2 separate regions of the Homo sapiens genome follow, and region 1 is linked to region 2. The links are chromatin loops, found by intact Hi-C in ENCODE. Cell type or tissue: MCF 10A. All regions are shown on one strand. Region 1 overlaps DYRK1A (dual specificity tyrosine phosphorylation regulated kinase 1A). Region 2 overlaps VPS26C (VPS26 endosomal protein sorting factor C).

Region 1 (5,000 bases), 250 kb after region 2:
CTGATGTTAGTGTTTGCTCTGATGTCACATTCTCGGTGAAACCATATACCCCACTTACGGTTGCAGTACCCCTTCTCCTCATCCCATAGTTCTTAGCCAGCATCTGACATCATGTATTTAATTATTTATTGATAATGCCGGGCGCAGTGGCTCACACCTGTAGTCGCAGCACTTTGGGAGGCTGAAGCAGGCAGATCACTTGAGGTCAGGAGTTCGAGACTGGCCCTGCCAATATGGTGAAACCCCGTCTCTACTAAAAATAGAAAAATTAGCCTAGTGTGGTGTTGCGTGCCTGTAATCCCAGTTACTTGGGAGGCTGAGGCAGGAGAATGGCTTGAACCCAGGAGGCAGAGCTTGCAGTGAGCCGAGATCACGCCACTGCCCTCTAGCTTGGGAGACAGAACAAGACTCCATTAAAAAAAAAAAAAAATTGTGTGTTTGTGTGTATATGTATTTGCTGTCTTCCCACTATAACATAAACTTCTTTTTGGCAGGAATTTTTATGTTTTGTTTATTATTTTCTACCACTGAATATGGTTCCTAGCATATAATAGGCACACTCATTTAAAGTACTTAAAAAAGTACTTTATTAGGTCCATACTTTATTAAGCCTCTGGGATTTTGTGTGTGTGTGTGTGTGTGTGTGTGTGTGTGTGTGTGTGTGTGTGTGTGGTTATTTAACATGCTCTGAAAACTGGGTTGGGTGCCGTACCTCACGCCTGTAATCCCAGCACTTTGGGAGGTCAAGGTGGGAGGATTGCTTTATCCCAGGAGTTTGAGACTAGCATAGGCAACATGGTAAAACCCCATCTCCACAAAAACTTTTAAAAATTAGCTGGGCATGGGGCCGGGCACGGTGGCTCACACCTGTAATCCCAGCACTTTGGGAGGCCAAGGTGGACAGATCATTTGAGGTCAAGAGTTTAAGACCAGTCTGACCAACATGGTGAAACCCTGTCTCTACTGAAAAATATGCCTGTAGTCCCAGTTACTCAGGAGGCTGAGGCAGGAGAATTGCCTGAACCTGGGAGGTGGAGGTTGCAGTGAGCCGAGATTGCGCCACCGCACTTCAGCTTGGGTGACAGAGCGAGACTCCATCTAAAAAACAAATAGCCGGGCATGGTGGTACATGCCTGTAGTCCCAGCTACTCAGGAAGCTGAGGTGAGAGGATCACTTGAGCCTGGGAGGAGGTCAAGGCTGCAGTGAGCTCTGAGTGCACCACTGTACTCCAGCCTGGGTGACAGAGACCCTGTCTCAAAAATAAGTAAATAAAAAAAATTTTTTTAATAAAATTCTCCCAAAACAGAAACTTTAAAACTTCCTCTCATCTTTCCTTACTGTTCAACATTGTATCCATGGCTACCTGACATAATATGTTTGTTAATTGACTGTCTTCCCTTCTGTGGGGTATTTGACTCAAGGAAGGTAGGGCCTTTCTTGTGTTTGTTCATTACTGTATGCTGGATGTCTAGAGGAGTGCCAGACACACAGGAGGTGTGCAATTTATTTATGAATGAATGACTTGATGAGCAGGAGTAGATGTACAGTAGAAATTACAGGTTTTGTTGTTTTTATTTTTAATACAGGTAGATCAGATGAATAAAATAGTGGAAGTTCTGGGTATTCCACCTGCTCATATTCTTGACCAAGCACCAAAAGCAAGAAAGTTCTTTGAGAAGTTGCCAGATGGCACTTGGAACTTAAAGAAGACCAAAGATGGAAAACGGGTAAAATAAGGATATATCTGTTTTGAGCCTTTATTAAATTTCTTTATCATACCTGTCTTTTTATAGCTCATTTTGCATTTACTTGAAATCAGTGTGTTTCAGTTAACGATTTTATTGATACCTTACATAGATATTTTGTTCAGAAGTTGAGTATAGTTTGACCTGAACTATCAGGTATGGACCAGTGTTTGATTAATGGTCAGAGTTATCTTTAAAACTTCATATTAAAAACTGTATGCCTGCATTTTGAGGCAGCTGATCACATCACCATACTTGGTTTCAACAGTAGAATTAATAAATTTGATCTTTGTTTCTCACAGCTTGGGCATGTAATGAGGTCACAGTTAATACTGCAGCTGTGAACAGAAGTCACAATTGGAGTAAATGATTTTTTTTTTTTAAGTTCAGTTGGTAAATTATGTCAGAAGATGATTTTTGGCTTAAGTAGTATGTGATTTTTTTCCAAGGATATTAACTGACTAGATGGTCCTTTGATAGACTTCAGATTCCTAGCTCATTGACTTGGATAGCAAAAATTTCACATCTCCAAAATCTTTTAAAGTGAGGTTTTTAAAACATTTGGTTTGTTTTAGTAATTTTCTTTTATCTGAGGACTTTTTAAAAGATACCTAAACTATGTCAGTTTAATAGAGTAAATGATGCCAATTTTGCATCTTGATTTTTTACTTTTGTTTTATAGATCTGTAAATAATCATGTTTTGTAATTTACTTTGGTCCTAGTATTGAATGAATGTAATGTATAAATATGTGATTGAATATGACCCCCACACACACATGTACATACAGAAGTCACCTTGAGATCATAGTTTTGCATTTTATAACATTTAAGAGTTTATTTTTGTTTCAGTTATTATTTTGCCTTGTATTTTAGCGGACGCTGCCACCAGGTGTCATTTTCAGTGAACTGAAGATGATGGTTGATCGCCTTAATTCACCTCCACACAGCTATGGAGTCATAACTTTTAATATCAGATGATTTTCTTTAGAATATTTAAAAGCACATACGTAGTTGTATCTTTCAAAACTGATTTGTAAGTTCTTGTGTTCTGCCATATTCACTAAAGCTATAGGCAGTGCAGTTTCCAGCTGCTAAATTATGCCTATTCCCCATAAGGAAAGGATGGAAAATGCCATCGAGACCTCCTGGGCTCTTGTTTTTTCTTTACCCACATAGCTCATTAATCGTGGCCCATTTTCCATGTAACCAAAAACTTAGTCTGGGAATCCTTACTAGCTTCACCAGCATTTAAAGGCGTTCCTACCAGTTTGAATTAGCATGGAGAGGAAATTAAATCTTTTTTATGTTGTCTCTCTCTGTGATACAGGCTGCTGCTTTCTCCATTTCAGATTGATTTATTTATATTTTGCTTCTGCTATTTTTTTTCCTCAATAAAACATCCCATTCCATCTCCTAAATCTCTGCCTTACAAAAACCACAGTGACCTATCATTTCTTTCAAATTGATCTATAGGTATTACTATTTTTAGTTATTTGGGGTGGGGGCATTTCAGAAATGAGTAGATTGTCTTTTCCCTTTTAAAATTGGAAGTGGATATCTTAACATACATTTAATACATGTGAATTAACTAGATTTTTATGAGATTTATTTTAGTCGCACTTAGCAATTGACTTAAGCAACTTAATTTTTAAAAATATGAAATAATTATTTTGCTTTTAAGAGATAAATTTTGTAACAAAAAGTCAAATTCATAATCAAATAATTACATTACAAATGGTACACTAAGAATTTTGACTAGAGATACAAATAGATGTGCATATACTTTCATTGGCTATCTCTTTGTGGTTTGTTTACTGATTTTATTTTTACTTTTAATTTTTCATTTTACATTTCAAAAGCCCCATATTAGGGTTTTCCAATAATGAAATAAATACTATATATTTTTTTCCTGGTGGAGGTGCAGAATGAAGAAGACAATAAATGATGCTTTTTTTGAAGTACAGTTTATATAAGATACATATTTTAAGTGTTGAGTTTGTTTTCACCTTTGTGTACAGCAGTGTCCCCCATCTAAACCAATATGAAAGATTTCTATCATTCCAAATCCTCTTGTGACCTTTTCTGTTATCCCACTACTTTCTGATTTCTATCATCAAAGACTAGCTTTGCTTTTTCATTGGCAAACTTAGTATAATTGGAGCCTTATAGTATTTATTGTTTAGTTTTGGGTTTTCTTCACTCAGCAAATGTATTGTTTTTGGAAAATCATCAATATTGTATGTCTCAGGAATTAATTTTTTTTTATTGCTTCAACATATTTCATTGAATGAACATGCCATAATTTATATTCACCTGTCAGTGGTCATTTGGTTTGTTCCCAGTTTGGGACTATTATGAATAAGGCTGCAGGGAACAGTCTTTTATACATATGTTTTCATCTCTCTGACAGCACAGTCTAAGAGTAGAATTGCCAGGTCATGGGGTATGTGTTTACCTTCACAAGAAAACACCAGTTCTCCAAAGTTGTTTTATTTTATATTCCCATGATGTATGAGGGTTCCAGTTGCGTGACATCCTCACCATTTTGTATGGTTTGTCTGTTGGGTTTTAGCCATTCTGTAGTGGATATGTAGTGGTTTGCATTTGCATTTCTTCATGGCTAATACCACCTTTTCATATGCTTATTAGCCTTTCATACATATTCTTTGTCACAGGTCTTTCCCATCTTTTGCTTGTGTTACTGGGTTGTTTAATAATTGAGTAGTCCTTTGTCATTAAGTTTTTTGTCACATGTATGTCAGTGTATTTCCCTAGACTGTGGCTTTGCCTTTTCCTTTCTTAATATGGTATCTTTTGATGAATAGGGAGTTTTAATATTGATGAAGTTGTATTTGTCAACTTTTTTTGTTTGGTACTTTTTTTATCCTGAAAAATCTTTGCCATCTCCAAGTTTGTGAAGATATTCTGTGTTTTCTTCTAAAAGTTTTTTATTTTTATTTTTTAGTCTGCTTTTACAGTTAGGATTCTGTGGTCCATCTTGAATTAATTTTTGAGCGTGGAACAGGGTGAAGGGGTTGAAGTTCATTTTCTTCCATATGCTTACCTAGTAGTTACAGCAGCATTTGCTGAAAGCAATTACTTTACCCTGTTGATATGTTTTCTATTCTAGGTCCTTTCTTTTCACATATGGATTTTTAGAATCAGCTTGTAAATTTCTACCAAAAAAATGGTGCTAGCATTTTGATTTGGGTTGCAGTTGGGATTGCATTCAGGAAAATGGACATCTTAACAA
Region 2 (5,000 bases):
AATACAACTCATATTAATAGCTATTAAGAGAAAAATTATATATAGTCATCTCCATAGATGCTGAAAAGGCATTTGAAAAAATTTATGCATTCTTGATAAAATTCTTAGTAAAATAATAGAAGGATGACCAAATATATCTACCTTACCCCAAAGCCAGCATCAAACTTAATGAGAAAACAAGATATCATCCATTTAAGTCAGGAATAAAAGAAGGATGTCCACTATCACCACAATTAACGTTCTGCAAGTACTAGTTAATACAATAAAACTAGAGAGAGAAAGAGGTAATTCAAAGGCAGGAGGTAAAATGATCACTACTTGCACAATGAGTGTATACCTGAAGAAACCCAAGGGAATCCACTGAAAAACTACTATCAACATGAAGAGAGTTTCAGAAAAGATGACAGCTGGGTACAAAATTAACACAGAGAACCCAATAGGTATCACATATAAACCAACAACTAGTGAGAAGATACAATGGAAGAAATGGCCTTATTTTCAAAAGGAACAAAAAGTTAAAATATTATAAGTCAATTTCACAGGAAATGTCTAAAACTCCCAGATGACAAAACTTAAAACATGCCTGAAAGCCACAAAAGAAAATTTGAAGAAATGGCCAACCATGCCAGATTTTGAATGGGAAAGATTTAATGCCCTTAACAAATCTACTTTCCCAGAAGTTGGTTTATAAAGGCAACCTAATCTTAAAAGAAAATAACACCACAATTGTTTTTCTTTTTTGAGGGGGAGATGGCGGGAGTGGGAGGGATACACTAGACAAGCTGATTCTGAAGTTTATATGCAATGATAAATCTGAAAAGAAGGAAATTGGAGAAACTAGCCCTGTGAGATATTACAACGCTGCTATAATTTACAAAGTGTCATACAGCACACATGTTCAGGCTGAAAGATCAACAGAACAAAAGTCTAGAAATAGACCCAGACAGTATGGGAAGCTAATGTTTGATAAAGGTAGCATTTAAAATCCTTAGGGAAGAGAGGGAATATTCAATAAGTGATACTGGGAAACTGGCCAGAGAACTCAACCAAAAAAAATTAAGTTGGGCCGGGCAGGGTGGCTCACGCCTGTAATCCCAGCACTTTGGGAGGCTGAGGCAGGCGGATCACCTGAGATCAGGAGTTCAAGACCAACTTGGCCAACATGGTGAAACACCTTCTCTACTAAAAATACAAAAAATTAGCCAGGCATGATGATACATGCCTATAGTCCCAGCTACTTGGGAGGCTGAGGCAGGAGAATCACTTGAACTCAAGAGGTGGAGGTTGCAGTGAGCTGAGATCACGCCACTGCACTCCTGCCTGGGTGATAGAGTAAGACTCTCTCTTAAAAAAAAAAAAAAATCAAGTTGGACCATACTGAAACTTTTTGTGTATGACAAATGTAGCAAATACTTAAATGTAAAAACTGAAATAATAAAAGTTTTGGACAAAACCATAGAGAATAATTTTTTTCACATCTAAGTGGGAAAGGCCTTTCTATGAATGCCTCAAAACTCTGAATAAATATGGCCACAAATATGACTATGAACAATACCACTATATAAATGATAAACTAGGTAAAATACCTACAACTTAATATAACAAATTAGCAAAGGGCTGATTTCCCTAATATTTTAAGAATGCCTAAAAGAAATCAATGAAAGGCTGGGCGCGGTGCTCACGCCTGTAATCCCAGCACTTTGGGAGGCCGAGGTGGGTGGATCAGGAGGTGAGGAGTTCAAGACCAGCCTGGCCAAGATGTTGAAACCCCATCTCTACCAAAAATATAAAAATTAGTCGGGTGTGGTGGTGCACGCCTGTAATCCCAGCTACTCGGGAGGCTGAGGCAGAAGAATTACTTGAACCCGGGAGGCGGAGACTGCAGTGAGCCGAGATCACACCACTGCACTCCAGCCTGGGCAACAGAGTGAGACTCCATTTCAAAAAAAAAAAAAAAAAGACATCGATGAAAAAGATAACTCAGAAGAAAAATGAAAAAAAAAAGGGCAAATGATCTGAACAAAGAGCTCACAGAAAAGGGAATGCAGATTGTTCCTAAACACAGAAAAATATGCTCAATTTCAACAAAAATATGATAAATAGCAATTAAAACAAAGATAAAAAAATGTCATTACATTGTGTTGCCAGAGGGGAGGCAATAAGCCTTCTCTGCATTGCTGGGGATAACCTGAAATGTTGCAACCTCGTGCCGGCTATTTGGCAAGACCAAAAACATTTTACAAACACATGGGCCCAGCAGATACATTTGCAGATGTGAGATGACTTATGAACATAGTTATTCACTGCAACACTGTTTGTAAATAACAAAAGATGGTCGACAAACTAAATTCCAACAATAGGAAAATTGTGAGTTTTCTTTCAACAATGTGGAGATCATTTACACTAGTACATATGGGGATGCAGGGCTAGTTTCCTTCATTTATCTTAAGAACTGACTCCTTATTGCATATGAATCAGCATGTCCAGTCTACGCCCCCTCACTCCCATACATTCTACTTTTTTTTAAAATTTAAGCTGTATATTGCACCATTTGTGAAAAAGAGGAAGAAAAAGCACATTTGTACATATTTACTTGTAGATGCATACAGTATCTTTGGAAGGAATCACAAGAAATTGATAGCTGTGGTTGCCCCACAGGAGAAGCCCTTGATGAATAGGGTGGGTGAGGCAGGGGGTATCGATCTTGAAATTCATGAATGTTGAACCCTGTGAATTGATTACCTATTATAATGAATCCATTTTTAAATAAAACAAAATCCCAGAGTGGGTAGCCTTTAGACCTCAATGTACAAAGTTCTAAGCCTCTTAAATTTTGATAACCTATAGGCCTAATAGTCTCTCCTCAGGAAAAGATCTGAAGATTGTGTGTTAAAAAGTCACATTTCTTTGGGTTAGTTCTTATTTTGGACTTGAACACAACTGCTAGAAAAGTAAAAGCCTCTCAACGCCTCAGCCATTCTCTCTGCAATGCTTTTCCTTTCCAATGGTCCTGGCAGTGGGATGCACCATGACAGCCCATCTTCGTTCCCCACAGTCGTGTGCATATATCTGAACAAGGCCTTCCCTCCTAAACCACCTGAGATTCTGCCATCCCATTTGGTCTAAAGATCCGGTACACCTATAGTGAGATGCCTTTTTATTTACCAATGAGGACCAAATGCACTAAGTAGTGAACTAACATGAAAACAAAACACCAAGGTAAGTTACTGAGCTGGGTGGGAAAACATGAGTGAGACAATTAATTGCTTGTTGAAACACTCTACCCTTTCTTAGTAGCACTGAGAGACCCATTTTGATTAGAAAGCGGAAATCAGAAACATTAAAGAGATTTCAATGTGTTAGGTATCCCCATCTCCACTATTTTATGTAACTGTTTCCATCTTGTCTGAAAAAACAGGATAAACAATCCTCAGATAGTTCTCCACATGGTAAGTAATGGCCAGTATTATGTGAAATTTACTGAAGTTCCAGGAAAGAGAATTTTGCATGGAATACACTATCTCCAAACTATCATTTAAACTGAGATACTCCAATGCAGTTCATTTCCTGGTACAGAAACAAACAAACAAACAAACAAACTAAGACAATGCCACTCAGCAACCCCATTCCTAGATTTTAAAACCCAAGTGAAATGAAAGCTATGTTCACACAAAAATCATGCCCAAGTGCTTCTGGGAGCTTTATTCATCATCACCCAAACGTCTTCTACAGGTGAATAGATGAACAAACTGTGATACATCTATGCAAGGGTGGACAACTCGGCCATCAAAACGAATGAACTATTAACACACAACCTGGATGAATCCGAACGAAATGCATTACGCTAATGATAAAGCCAGATTCAAAGGCTACAAAGCACATAATCATATTTATGCCAGTTACGTGACATTCTGGAAAAAGCAAACTATAGGGACTGAAAACAGGGGCTACAAAGGAGCACAGGGGAATTTGGGGGGTGTCAGATCTGTTCCATATCTTGAATTGTGGGTGGCTACAGTCTCAAGGAACTTTATACTGAAAAGAGTCATCTACTGTTTGTAATTATACCTGTTTTTAAAAAACACAGAAATTATCACGTATAGGAGGAAATAGTTATATTACTTTCTGGACAATTGAGTCATATTCTAAAATTGATTAATGTTTAAGTAAAATCTACAAAAGTTAGTTCACTAGCAATGAAACTGTAACAAAATAACAAGATATCAATTTACATGGCTTACATACATGTGCTGCCAATATAGAGAAATAATACCATCATTTGACAACTTTTTTGGCATGCTTGCTGTATCAGACACTGTTTTAGGCACTTGGACATGGCAGGGAACACAACAGGTGAAGCCCATGCTCTGGGGGCTTATGTTTTAGTATCACATTCTGGGGCAGAACCAACATGGTAAAACATAGCTGGTTCCTTCTACGTATGGTATAGTATACACACAGGCGTCAATACTAAGTAAAATGGGCTGACAAAAAGCATACTGTCCAATAGTGTGATGTGAAACTTCAAAATCTGAAACTTTCTTGAGAGCCTGGAAAAGAAACTGAAGCCACTGAACAAAAGTTTAAAAGAAAGGGAAAAATACTATTCATAAAAAGTAAACATTAATAAAAGTAAGTATATGCAGGATCTTTAGCAGCAGAGTATTAAATTCTAATCATGGTGTGTTGCGTGGCTTCAGGAGTTAGATAGCACATATTAACAAAATTATGTTAATAGAGACTACCTGATTTCAGATTTCAATAGGATGGAGCATCCCTAGTCTGAAAATCTGAAATCTGAAACGTTCCAAAGTCCAAAGCTTTCTGGGCACTGACATGACATTCAAAGAAGACCCTCACTGGAGCATTTCGGATTCTGGATTTTTGGATTAGGGATGCTCAACCATTAAATATCTACAAATACTCCAAATCTGAAAAAATTCCAAAATCCAAAACACCTCTAGTCCCAAGCATTTCGGATAAGGACTATTCAAGAAATA

The links. Peaks named below come from ENCODE experiments on the same cell type or tissue, not always from the same donor. Only the 100,000 strongest peaks of a DNase experiment are listed, where the experiment ranks them.
Region 1: a loop joins it to region 2, with 3 times the contacts of the local background. A loop is called at or near these places in 3 of 110 quality-filtered maps.

What each region holds. Positions count from the first base shown.
Region 1 is chr21:37,494,531-37,499,530 of GRCh38, forward strand. DYRK1A (dual specificity tyrosine phosphorylation regulated kinase 1A) reads left to right here. Exons shown (of 12, transcript NM_001347721.2): 9 at 1,588-1,728. Among named protein-coding and RNA genes, the nearest start is that of KCNJ6-AS1, 22 kb to the right of the region's middle. In MCF 10A, a CTCF peak has its summit at 2,637; no DNase peak of the experiment used is centred here.
Region 2 is chr21:37,248,958-37,253,957 of GRCh38, forward strand. All of the region lies in intron 1 of VPS26C (VPS26 endosomal protein sorting factor C), which reads right to left. Among named protein-coding and RNA genes, the nearest start is that of VPS26C, 16 kb to the right of the region's middle. In MCF 10A, a CTCF peak has its summit at 2,151; a DNase peak (open chromatin) is centred at 2,204.